Linked DNA regions of Mus musculus: region 2 is linked to region 1. The links are chromatin contacts, found by Hi-C or POLR2A ChIA-PET in ENCODE. All regions are on one chromosome and are shown on one strand. The core of a region is the stretch at or near the end of the contact, and the rest is flanking DNA. Distances in the headings are between cores, read along the strand shown.

What was found. A loop is a pair of places that touch in the nucleus more often than their neighbours do. ChIA-PET counts read pairs that join two places held with the same protein, here RNA polymerase II (POLR2A).
Region 2: a loop to region 1 is called in a map of left cerebral cortex, with 10 times the contacts of the local background. The contact joins the promoter of Cyp20a1 here to the promoter of Nbeal1 in region 1. A Hi-C loop is called at or near these places in 1 of 37 maps with a recorded cell type or tissue (left cerebral cortex). POLR2A ChIA-PET finds 5 or more read pairs at or near these places in 2 of 5 experiments (both embryonic stem cell).

The regions. Positions count from the first base shown.
Region 1 is chr1:60,178,255-60,184,015 of GRCm38, reverse strand. It overlaps Nbeal1 (neurobeachin like 1), which reads right to left and starts at 3,417. Exons shown (of 55, transcript NM_173444.2): 1 at 3,331-3,417; 2 at 2,262-2,553. The coding sequence starts at 2,312.
Region 2 is chr1:60,341,400-60,347,122 of GRCm38, reverse strand. It overlaps Cyp20a1 (cytochrome P450, family 20, subfamily a, polypeptide 1), which reads right to left and starts at 3,823. Exons shown (of 13, transcript NM_030013.3): 1 at 3,666-3,823. The coding sequence starts at 3,737.

The DNA.
Region 1 (5,761 bases), core at 2,168-4,667:
AAATCACATTTTAAACAACTACTTTTTGAAACACAAAATTAAATCTTAAGAGCAAAGATGGTTTAATTTAAATCACAAAAATTAGATTTATCTTTCTGTCCAAGAAAGGAGGTTTCAAAATTTGACAGTAGGGGTTAAATGTAGCTCGGGGACATAGCACTTGCCTAGCATACTCAAGGCCCTGAATTCTATCCCCAGTACTACAAAGAGAGAGGGAAGGAGGGAAGGAGGGAAGGAGGGAAGGAGAGAAGGAGGGAAGGAGGGAAGGAGGGAAGGAGGGAAGGAAGGAAGGAAGGAAGGAAGGAAGGAGAAAGAATTCATGACAAAATAATTCATGCTTATATTCAGTAAGATAAATTTTTAAAAAATCGATGTGTATCAATAACATGCTATCTTTTCAATACATAGATATTTAATCAACCTAGAAAAAAAGAACATAATTAGTAAAACAATGTAATCTCATTTACCATTTCTCATTCTGAAAATGGTGAAAATTAGTGAGTTTAATATATTTTTTAACAAGTCATTATTGGACATTCATACTAAAATTTCATTTTAATTTTTGGCTAACATATTACTGACTATTTTGAACAGTGTCTAGATGAAATAGATTCCTTTTTTATTAGAAGGATTGTTTATTTTTAAAAAGATATTTCTGTCAATTACATAAGCCCAAAAGCTATTCTAAATTTTTATATTAACATTTCAAAGTATGTATGTGTGTGTTTCTATAGATATATATGTGCAGATATATACTTTAATATTTATAACTATCGCCGGGCGTGGTGGCGCATGCCTCTAATCCCAGCACTCAGGAGGCAGAGGCAGGTGGATTTCTGAGTTCAAGGCCAGCCTGGTCTAAAGAGTGAGTTCCAGGACAATCAGGGCTACACAGAAAAACCCTGTTTCGAAAAAAAAAAACAAAAAAAAAACCAAAAAAAATGTATGACTATCAAACCAGGAAGTTAAGAAAAATAACAGTGGAAATGAGATGACTTCTTACGGGATAAATTGCTGGTTAGTAAGATGAAATTTTACTTCAAAAACAAACTTGAATATATAATGCAAAACTACAGGCTGTGTGATCTGAGAACATAACCACACAGACCTAAGTTAACCAACAGACTGGGAATGAATGGTTCTCTGATCATTGCTGTATCTTCAAAGTACTAACGTAGATCCTCACTTGAGAAACACCCTTTAAGGAACACCCTTCCCAATGGCCTAAGATCAAATTTACTATGCAAAAATTTACATGAAGGAAGTCAAAGAAATGTATTTCTGAATGGCAAAATGATAGGCCTGAATCAGATATTTCTGAATTCCAAACTCACAACTACACCAGTTCTCCCGAATAAAAGGATAATTACAATACCTACCTCACTAGAACCTAGTTAGTATTAAATGAGATAATGCTAGTATATGCTAACATAATGTTAATCCTGTAATAACTACCTCAATCAATAACCTTCAAAAATAATTTAAAAGGTTGATTAAAAAAAGTTTAGGGGAAGGGGGAAAAAAAAGTTTAATGTCCAAACAAAACTGTCTTTACCCCCAATTAAGGGAAGAAAAAAATAGCAGAAAAATAAAATATTTGGGGCAGATAAGATGGCTCAATGGGTAAAGCACCTGCCACACAATCCTGATGACCTAAATTCAATCCTAGGAACCTATATAAATGTGGAGAGGGACAACCAAATCCACACAATTGTCCCCTGACCTCTAAAAAAGTACCAAGGCACCCATGTGGCCCCCCCACATATCCTACAAACAATAAGAGTTTTATTTTTCTTTTATAGGTACAATCTACCTATATAATTTTGAGATCACTGAAGATATATCAAAGAAATATTTGTAAGTTTTTAATAGCAGGCCAATATTGTCAATGTACTCAAAACTGAAAAATAAATATGGGAAATTCAAGATCTCTTACATGTTTTTTAAAATTTATTTATTTCTCTTGCATGTTTTTTAAATTCAGGATGGGGGAGTTGTTTGGGGTTCTGTTTTGAGAATTGCAGCCCTGGCTGTCCTGGAAATGTCTTACGTCCACTAGGATAGACTCAAACTCACATAACACCACCTGGCCCGGCATTGTTCTAGGACTCTGTTCTGGGACTAAAGGTATGCACCACCACACCTGCCAGTTCAGGATTATCAATATGCACAAACACACTACACAATAAGGTCATAATGCTGGATACAAAATTTTATAATCAAGTAATTTTAAGTACAGAAATAAAAGGAAAGCAAATTACCTTTGTACAATAAAGCATCCAAAGTTCAAAGAGCCTCTCTCTGGCTGCCATTCTGGCTTTCCACTCTGGTACTTTAATATTTCCTCAAAAAGACGGTTCAAGACCATATCATATTACTTTATTTTCCAAGTTTATCAGCCGTTACAGTAAAGCTCAAAGCAGTGGAATAAACAAAAAAAAAACAAAAAAAAAAATTCGTAGAACAAATAAGACTGTCTCAGGTCAATAAGGGTCAATTTCAGCAACTACTCCAACACTTCTTCATCAGGGGTAGCTGGTCTCGTAAATAGGTCTGTGAAATACAAAAATATCCTAAGTTTTTTTAAGCCACATTTGAAAAAAAAAAATCCAGATATCCGTCTGCCTTGATCACCCCATTCAAAGGGATAAATTTTTAATGTGATTAGATATTCCAGAAACTCCTGTTTGGCACACCACGACTAATGATCAACATAAAATACTAAAACCTTCCAGGCAGATTCACAACCAAAACTGCGGTAGATGGGAAGGAAGACGGCTCCCTACTCACGCCTTCCTTTAACCAGGAGCACAGATCAAACACAACAAATATCCGAGATTTCTCGCCAGCTTCTTAAAAGTTGCTGGGAATGTTTGCTGCGTTGCAGGGCAGGGCGTGGGGGGAGGGCCCGAGGAATTCCTGGTTTGTTTGTTTTAACCATCCACACAGCGAAAGTCATCCTGCCTACCTGGCTTCCACCTCTCCACCCAAGAAGAAAGGGGCTCACACACCGTGGCAAGGACCACCTCCCGTGGGACGACCCCAGACCCCGCCTCGCAGCAGTCCGGGGACCTTTCCATTTCCTCCCTGCGTCCCCGTTACGAACAAGAGAGACAAACGTCAGGCGTGCCAATCAACTTCAGAAGCGCGGCCCGGAGCGCTCTGGGACCCAGACCCGGGACCCACGCCAACCGGCCGCAGCCAGACCCGCCCGGGCCGGCCGCGCCCCCTCGCCCGCCGCCGCCGCCCCTCAGGCTGCAGCCCTGCGCCGCATTCCCCCGGGCCTTCCCGCCCCGCGGCAGCCTCCGCCCGACCTCGGCGTCCCCTCACCACGCTCACAGGCCCGCCGGCGCCACCCCGCCGCGGGCTAACTTGCTGCCCTCCGCCCTGCCCGCGGCGAAGCCCCGTGTCACCCCGAAGCCGGGCGGGAGGCGGAGGCGGAGGCGGGGTAGCGCCGACGCGGGGTGGGAGGAGCCAGGGGCGGAGCAGCCCCTGGGCTAATCATTCCGGCCTCTGGGGATTTACCCGGCCCTCCGGCAGCCGCTCCTCGAGGGCCGCTCAGCCCCGAAGCCCCTCCCCCGGCATGCCTGCGCAGCCGCAGTGCCCTCGCTCAGGCTCTGAAAGCGGTCGGAGCCAGCCTGGGCATTCCGGTCAGTAGTCACCCAGCTGGACGTGAGGGCCGACGTGCTGACGTCGCTCCCCGCCCCTGCTAGGTGGGGCGGACGGAACTTTCCTCGCCTGGCGGCGCCTCTGCGAATCAGCTGAGGACCGGCGACCCTAGGGCGTCTCGAAGGGATCTCGATTTGATTTCTTTGTAGAAATGGGATTGGTCCTGGGACAGAGCTCAAAAGCGAAAAAAGAAGAAAAGAAATCTTTACCTGTTCTGGCGTCGTTGCCTTTGTACTGTCACTGCCATTCTGTGTCTGTTCCAAGGAGACTGCTGTACGGAATGAGTTCCGTCTTTCAGAAAAAGAAGCAAAAGGCAGTCTTATTAGCTGCACACACTTTCTTAAGGTTGTTGTTGTTGCTATTGTTTTAAGAGAGGAGAAAAGCGTAAGATTAACCTTTTAAATCTAAACATTTAAGAAACTATTGTGAAATTTTACAAACATATAAAAAAATCAGTTTTAGAGCAGCTTAGCATCTGAGATGCCCTGTGTTTGATTCCTAACAAGCACACACAAGGAAACAAAGTAATAAAATGAACTTCTATATGTAATCACTAAGCTTCAGAAATAATCGAAGCCACCCTGAAGAAACAGGTCTGTGATCTAGCACTTAGGAGATGGAGGGAGAGAGATCAGGAGTTCAGCGCTGACATGGGCTACCTAGCAAGTCTGGGACCAACCTGTGCCGCATGAGACCTTGCCACAAAAGAAAAGAAGAAGAAAGGAAAGGGAGGGAGATGACTTGCTGTGCAAGCCAGACCTCCTGAAATGCAAGATGGAGACTGGAGGGCCAGCGAGCCCTGGCCACAAACAAGAGACCCTAGCTCACTAAATGGAAAGCAAGAACCTACTCATGAAAATTATCCTCTGGCATATACACATGCACAATAGATAAATAAATGTAAAGCTACTAATGCCATCATGGGGGTTCACTATGTGACCTTTATTTTTAAAATATACTAATGCCCCCACATGCCCTGTGTGCGTCCTTGTGCCACATATGTTTGTATACCCTCTGAGGCCAGAAGATATCTTATCCCTGGGAGCTGGAGGTCTGGGTGGGGGTGGGGGCTCCTGACATGGGTGCTGGGAACATTGTCTTGTGTGCTGCAAATGCTCTTAACCACTGAGCCATCTTCCAGCCCTTATCTATTCTCGCTTATTAGATTAATCTACAAGTTTTTCTTGTCAAGAATCACAGGATAAATAATTCCGTTTTGCAGACCATGCAGTAGCTTGGATATCAAAGGTGAAAGTAAATTTTGTGATTCTGTCACCAAAATGTAGAGTTCCCGTTATCCTTCACAACAAACATCAATGAGTAGAGGACGGGAATTAAATCATTAAGCTTCAGTAACATTATTTAAAAACCCTGTGATCTGAGGAGACAACTGATTAACAACAGCCTATTCACTTACCTTCTGATCTCCAGCCAGTTTGGCTGGAACAGAGTGGAAACAGAGGCAATCAATCATTCCAAAGTTTATACTCTTCCTTCTCTGGTCAGGTGGGCAGCCTTGTCTCTGAGATTCTCAGTGTTGGAGCTTCTTTGTCTGCTGATTCTCTCTCTCTCTCTCTCTCTCTCTCTGTGTGTGTGTGTGTGTGTGTGTGTGTGTGTGTTTGCCTCATAGTCTCAAAAGCACAAAGCCCTGTATTCCTCCCTAGGATCAACTGGGCTAAGGGTTAACACAAAACAAGCAAACCATTAGCAGTGCTGAGCTAGCTATTTACAATGTGTGCCTGAAGACTTCTTTCTGTGATATGAAGAACAAATGTGCCTTTATAAGGTTTGAAAGGCCTCTTCTCCCGTTGATATGTGAGTGTTAGATGAAAGTTTTCTTAACACTGCCACACCTGTTCACCATTGCCCTTAGTTACTTTCACTCCATCAGGACAGAGTTAAGAACAAGTTGTTTGCAAAGTATACCTTCAAAGTTCCTTGGCTAGCTTTGGGACAGAGTTTCACTATGTAGCCTTGGCTAGCCTGTAGTAACTTGCTAAGTAGACCAGGCTGGTCTTGACCTCATAGAGATCTGTACACTTCGGCCTCCAGAATGCTAGAACTCAAAATATGCACCACCACAGTTGGGCTT
Region 2 (5,723 bases), core at 2,574-5,073, 160 kb before region 1:
AAGGAAAGTTTATATTCTTTGATGTTTACTTCCTTGTAAGTTTCGAAAATTTCATTCATTAAAAGCATTTGGGCCTATATGTTGTATATGTGCTTATAAAAGTAAAAAAGAGAGAGAGAGAGAGAGAGAGAGAGAGAGAGAGTTTGAAATCATGAAATTCATAGGTATTAAATGGATGAAACTAGAAAAAAAAATTGTCCTGAGTAAGGTAACCCAGACCCAGAAAGACAAATATGGTATGAATTTTCTTATATGTTGATGTTAACTGTTACATTTTCAATAAGCAAGCTACAATCCTTTGACCCAAAGAGGTTAGGTACAGAGTAAGGGACTAGGGGGGAGGGAGGGCTCTCTCTAGGAAGGGGAAATAGAATAGATAGTTATGGATGGGTGGGGGAGACTGCAATAGGAGGATCAAACAGGGAGGGGGAAGAGAAAGGCGCCAAGGGAGGGACTAGGAGGAGAAACAGCTAAAATTAAGGGTCATTTGAGGTGTCATATGGAAACCTAAATCAGTACTAAAAGCATCCTAAAATACATACATATAGGAAAGTAATTTAAAACAAATCTCAAAGTAACAGAGGAGGCAGCATTCTAGCTTGCCATCTCTCGTCACCAAATGAAGCTTCCAGTACCAGAATGGGTTACATCTACTTGACTTGTTGACCAAAAGGGTTCCATGTGAGACCCCAAACAGCCCAGGCTACTGGTTTCTTGACACAACTAATGGTAAAACCTTCTTGCAAAAGACAACACATACATACTCATTGAACACAGAGAAGTCAAGCTGGTGCCCACCTGGAACCTTCACCCCCACCGACCTAGTGTTCAGCGTACTGGAAGGAGCTCTGCCTGCTGCCAAAGAGAAAGATAAACACCAATCCAGCTACAATCCCTTTGATCTACAATGATGACTGGCTTGCAAGATTTGAATTTAAGGCCCATGCCATGAAATGGAACCCATTCCTGACACTGGACAAAAACCTGAGACTAAGCAGGTCTGGGTGCCTGAGAAAGCCAAAAAACTCCTGTTCTGCTCAAGGAACAAAACAATGAAATGAGTAACAACATTCTGTTATACACACTGATCAGTGCCTTGCCCAGCCATCATCAGAGATGCTTTCTCCTGCAGCAGATGGGAACAAATACACAGAGCCACAGCCAGACAATGCAGAGAGTGAGAGATCCTGGAATACTTCATCCTAAACAGGATGTCCCCATCAAATCACTCCCCTCAGGTTCAGTGAACTTTTCAGAAGAGGAAATGGAAAGATTTTAAGTGCCAAAGGGTCTGAAGGAAACCAGAGACACAAGGCTTTCTAAACATAGCAGGGCCAATGCACAAACGACTCACAGAAGGTCGTTTGGCCATGGCCAGCATCAGATGGGTTCCAGTGCTGAGAGAAGTGGACACAAACTCCCTTCCCTAACCCAAACCCTATCTCCAATTGATAAATGAAAACCTAGGTTTTTCATCAGTCGCATTGGGGATACGAACCACTCTAAGGGCTGAATGAATTGTTAGGGAGTAGGGCAAAACTCTACAGAATTCTGCATCCTTAGGACCTTGCGGTACACTCCAGCTCGGCCATCACCTCATCATCCCACTGAGGAGCCGCTCATCTTGGATTATCAATACTCCTGAATTCTCCAGCCTGAGCTTCCTTGGCATATTTTGCCACACTTGACTCAATGGATGACTCTTTGCCTTTGTCGGGTCCGACTGCTCCTCCCCAGGGGTCTTTACGGTCCTCCCCTCCCTTACCCCAACTCCTCTCTTCAGCCTCTATCTAATATGGAGAATTCTGGGCTTAGTCCTTGGACCTCTTCTTTCCTACATCTAAATTTTCTAGGAGACTGGAACAAACTTCCTAGCTTCGATACAATATATACACTGGCAGTTCCCAAACTGTTCCAGTCTGGTTTTTTAACCTTAAACCTCAAGACTTTTGTACTTGATTTTGTCTCACTTGATGTCAAACAGGCATCTTAAACCTGGCTCACGTAACCCCAAACTTCTGATCTCTATGAAACCTCATTAATTTCCCACCAAGATACAAACTAAACAAAATCTTCACATTCCATGGGGAAATCCATTCTTCTATCTGCCAGTCCCCATCTCCACCCCCAGAAGTGTTTTTCTTCCAGCTTCTTTCAGCCTCGAGTTTTATATCCCGTCTCACTGGCTTTATCTTAACAATGTTGTATTTCTCACCATGTGCTATGACACTGGGGTTCAAGCACACACCATCTCTCACCAAAATGACAGCAGTTATCTTTCCGCCTACTCTCTCTAACCCCACCCTTGCCTCAGCCCCATAATTACAGTCCGTTCTTAACACAGTAGCGGGACGACTATCAGAAAACTTTACTAATAATATTAGGATTGTTCTGAAGTGGGGTCTCACAACATTCATTGCCCAAGATGGCTTCAAGCTTACAATCCTCCCACCAGAGCTCCCAGAGTGTCTGGGAATTAGACACGGCCAGCCTGCAAATTAAAGTTCTCCTTTAAAGCTGAAAATCCCTTGATTCCAAGATTTGCATTTTTTAAAAGGAATGAATTGAAGACATTTTTTTGCCACATATATTTTTAATTTTTTTTCTAGTATACAAATTTTAAAATTTAAGACAAGGGCTCATGTGATCCAGACTGGCCTAGAACTCAGGTCCATTTTGGAAGAAACCCTTGAACTCTCCTGCCTCCACCATCCAAGTGCTATGATTACAGGCCCAACACAGCATTCCCAGTTTTCCTTTAAACTAAAATAGCCACTTATCCATTGAAATCCTCCAGTAGAACGCAGACTTAAAAGTCCTTTGAATAGCTTTTCAGCCATTTACACCCATCTGTCTTCCCGGTCTGGTTTTACATTCGCTCCAGTTGGCTAGGACACAGTCCTCTTATTCTTGAAAGGCCTGAGCTCTCAACTTCTTCATATCAGTGTTTTGTTTCTCAGGAGTTCAGGTATGTGGTTTCTATATTAGTCTAATCAACCACTAACTCAGAACAGGACACTTCTAAGGGGCATCTCCATCACCATTCATCTACCCGGGGCTGTTCACTACCTTTCCACTTTTCCATAAATCCACCACACTTTGTACATACATATTCTTTTAAAGACAGGGTTTGATGTAGTCCAGGGTGAGCTTTGAGCTCCCACCCCATCCTCCTCACCCCGGGCTGGGATTACAGATGTATGCAACGCCCAGCTTTATACAATACACTTTAAGGAAGTTCCTTAACAGTAACTCCGGAGTTTTGAGAGGTTCCCCTCTGAAAAGGACAGGTGGACAAAGTTTGGGTTGGGGAGCTCAGCTCGCCCATTCCAACAACGGTGCCGGGGCATATGCAGGGGGATGCTAGGAAAAGATGGAAGGAGTTTCTCCCCTGATGTAGAAGCAAATGGGATTGGGGCTCGAAGAAGTCAATGTCTCCAAAGTCACCCAAGGTAATGAATTGATCGCCACCTCCCAAAACCCGTCCGGGACAGGGAGAATGAGGGACCCGCCCAGGACCACAGCTCAGCGACCACAGCACTCATGCGCACGGGGAACGCACGCCGGGGCGGAGCCACGTGGCTCTTCCGCAAGCGCTCCCGGCCGACCGCCCGCCCAGGTCCTCGCGGCGCAGGCGCACCCCCGAAACCCGAGTTGGGAGTTACCGGGTAGAGGTACAGCACCGCTCCCACCAGCGCCAGCAGGAACGTCACGGCGAAGATGGCGAAGTCCAGCATGCTTCCTCTCGCCCGCCCGCGCGGTCCTCGGCCGTGAGCTCCGTGGTGGCGCCCGCAGCTGGGGAGGGAGGTGGCCTCAGGCGGTCGGCGAATAGGAGCCGCGGTCGCCCCGCCACGCCCGTGCTGGGCGTCACCCTTGGTCTGCTGGCGACTCACAGGCCACAAGGAAACCTCCAGGCCCGGGTCCCACCCTGGCCTGGCTAGAATCAAGCTGCGTGCGACACCAGTCCGCTTGCACAAAGTAGACTTAAGTACATTTAAGTAGGACTCACAACCGAAGCCAGTCTCACCTGGACACCTGCATGCATGGCTGAAGAGCTAGGCACCGTTAGATGCTCCTTATTGCTCAAAAGCGCTCCAGTGAACGTGGCTGGTTTCTGTGTTTTGACAGGATCTGACTATGTATCCCTGTCTAGATTGGAACTATGTAGACCAGGCTGGCCTCTGACTAATAGATGCCTTCCTGGTGCTGGAATTAAAGGCGTTAGCCACGGTAGCAGACATTGGGTAGGATTTCTGGCCACGGTGGCAGACAGTGGGTAGGATTTCTGTTACTGATAATTTGCAATAAATTCCTTGAATTTAGCAAGCTCCATTTTCTTCTATGGAAAACTGAAAACCAGAGGCTGGGGAGGTAGATTGCTTTTCTAGTACAAAGTTCTGGCTTCAGTCCCCAGCACCACATAAACCTGGCTGGTTGGCACACATTTGTAATCCCAGCGTCAGAAGGTGGAGGCAAGAAAATCAAGTGTTTAGTCATTTCCAACTACATAACCAATTCCTAGGTTACCTGAGCTCCTGCCTCATTAAATCAAAATCAATTCATTCAAAATAATACCATATAGAGTAGCCAGTGGAGGGTACTATTGGGCGTTCTAGGAAGCACTGAGCACTGGCAAAGCAATGTTGTGTGCTTATGTTTTTCAAACATTGCTTGGTCAGAGCATTACTGTAATTTGAGATCCTTCTGTTCTATCCAACTCAGAAATTTTAACATGGGTTAGTATAAGGTAAAGCCTGATACTTATTGGCACTACATTTAGTGAAAGCATCCTAAAACAATTTATAGATTTTATAGCTTGAATATCAAATTTTCTTGATACCGTTTGGCATGTCATTTGGAATTGCAGTTAGAGCTCCTGTAATGACTACTGCTTAAGAAGGAATCATACCTCACTGAAAACATGCCATATCTTTTTGAAGCTGTAACAATACTTCCACTCAAGATTTCGTCGATTGGAAATCACATTTTTTCCTGTCTTGGGACAAAGCTGTCTACATTGCTCAAGTTGGCCTCAAACGTTTGATTTTGTCTTAGTTTACAAGTCGCTAAAATTTTAGGCATGGGCCACCTCACACAGCAAGAGCTGTGCTTTTAACTCTGAATGTATTTCAAACTGCCCTGAGTGTTTCAAGGGTTTGTTTTTTAAATCGGTTTTAAAGACATTTCTCATCAAAATGATGGCCCACATCAACAGCAGATAAAAATTTGAAATATACAGTGTAGCTACATAACATTAATGATTTACTTATTCTATGTATATGAGTGCTTTATTTGCATGTACACCTGCATGTCAGAAGAAGCCGTCAGATTTCATTACAGATGGTTGTGAGCCACCATGTGGTTGCTGGGAATTGAACTCTGGACTGCAGGAAGAGCAGCTAGTTTAGTGCTCTTAACCACTGAGCCATCTCTCCAGCACCATAGCTATATAACTTTAGGTACCACTTTCTCAAGGTATCTGGTCCTCAACCTTCCCAGTCCCAAATCAAAATCATGCCTGGTACCTGCCTGGTACTGCTCCAGCACTGAGTCCCCCCCCCCACCCCCACCCCCCAACCTGGGTTTTTTAGTCCTAAGTTAGCTCTCAGCCTGGCACCCTCTGGACTTTTCAGTACCCACAGAGGCAGGCCCCAGTGTTTCAGAAATGGAGTCTAAAACTAGACATGAGGATAAGTGTAGATCAGCAGCGGAGCCTTGCTTAG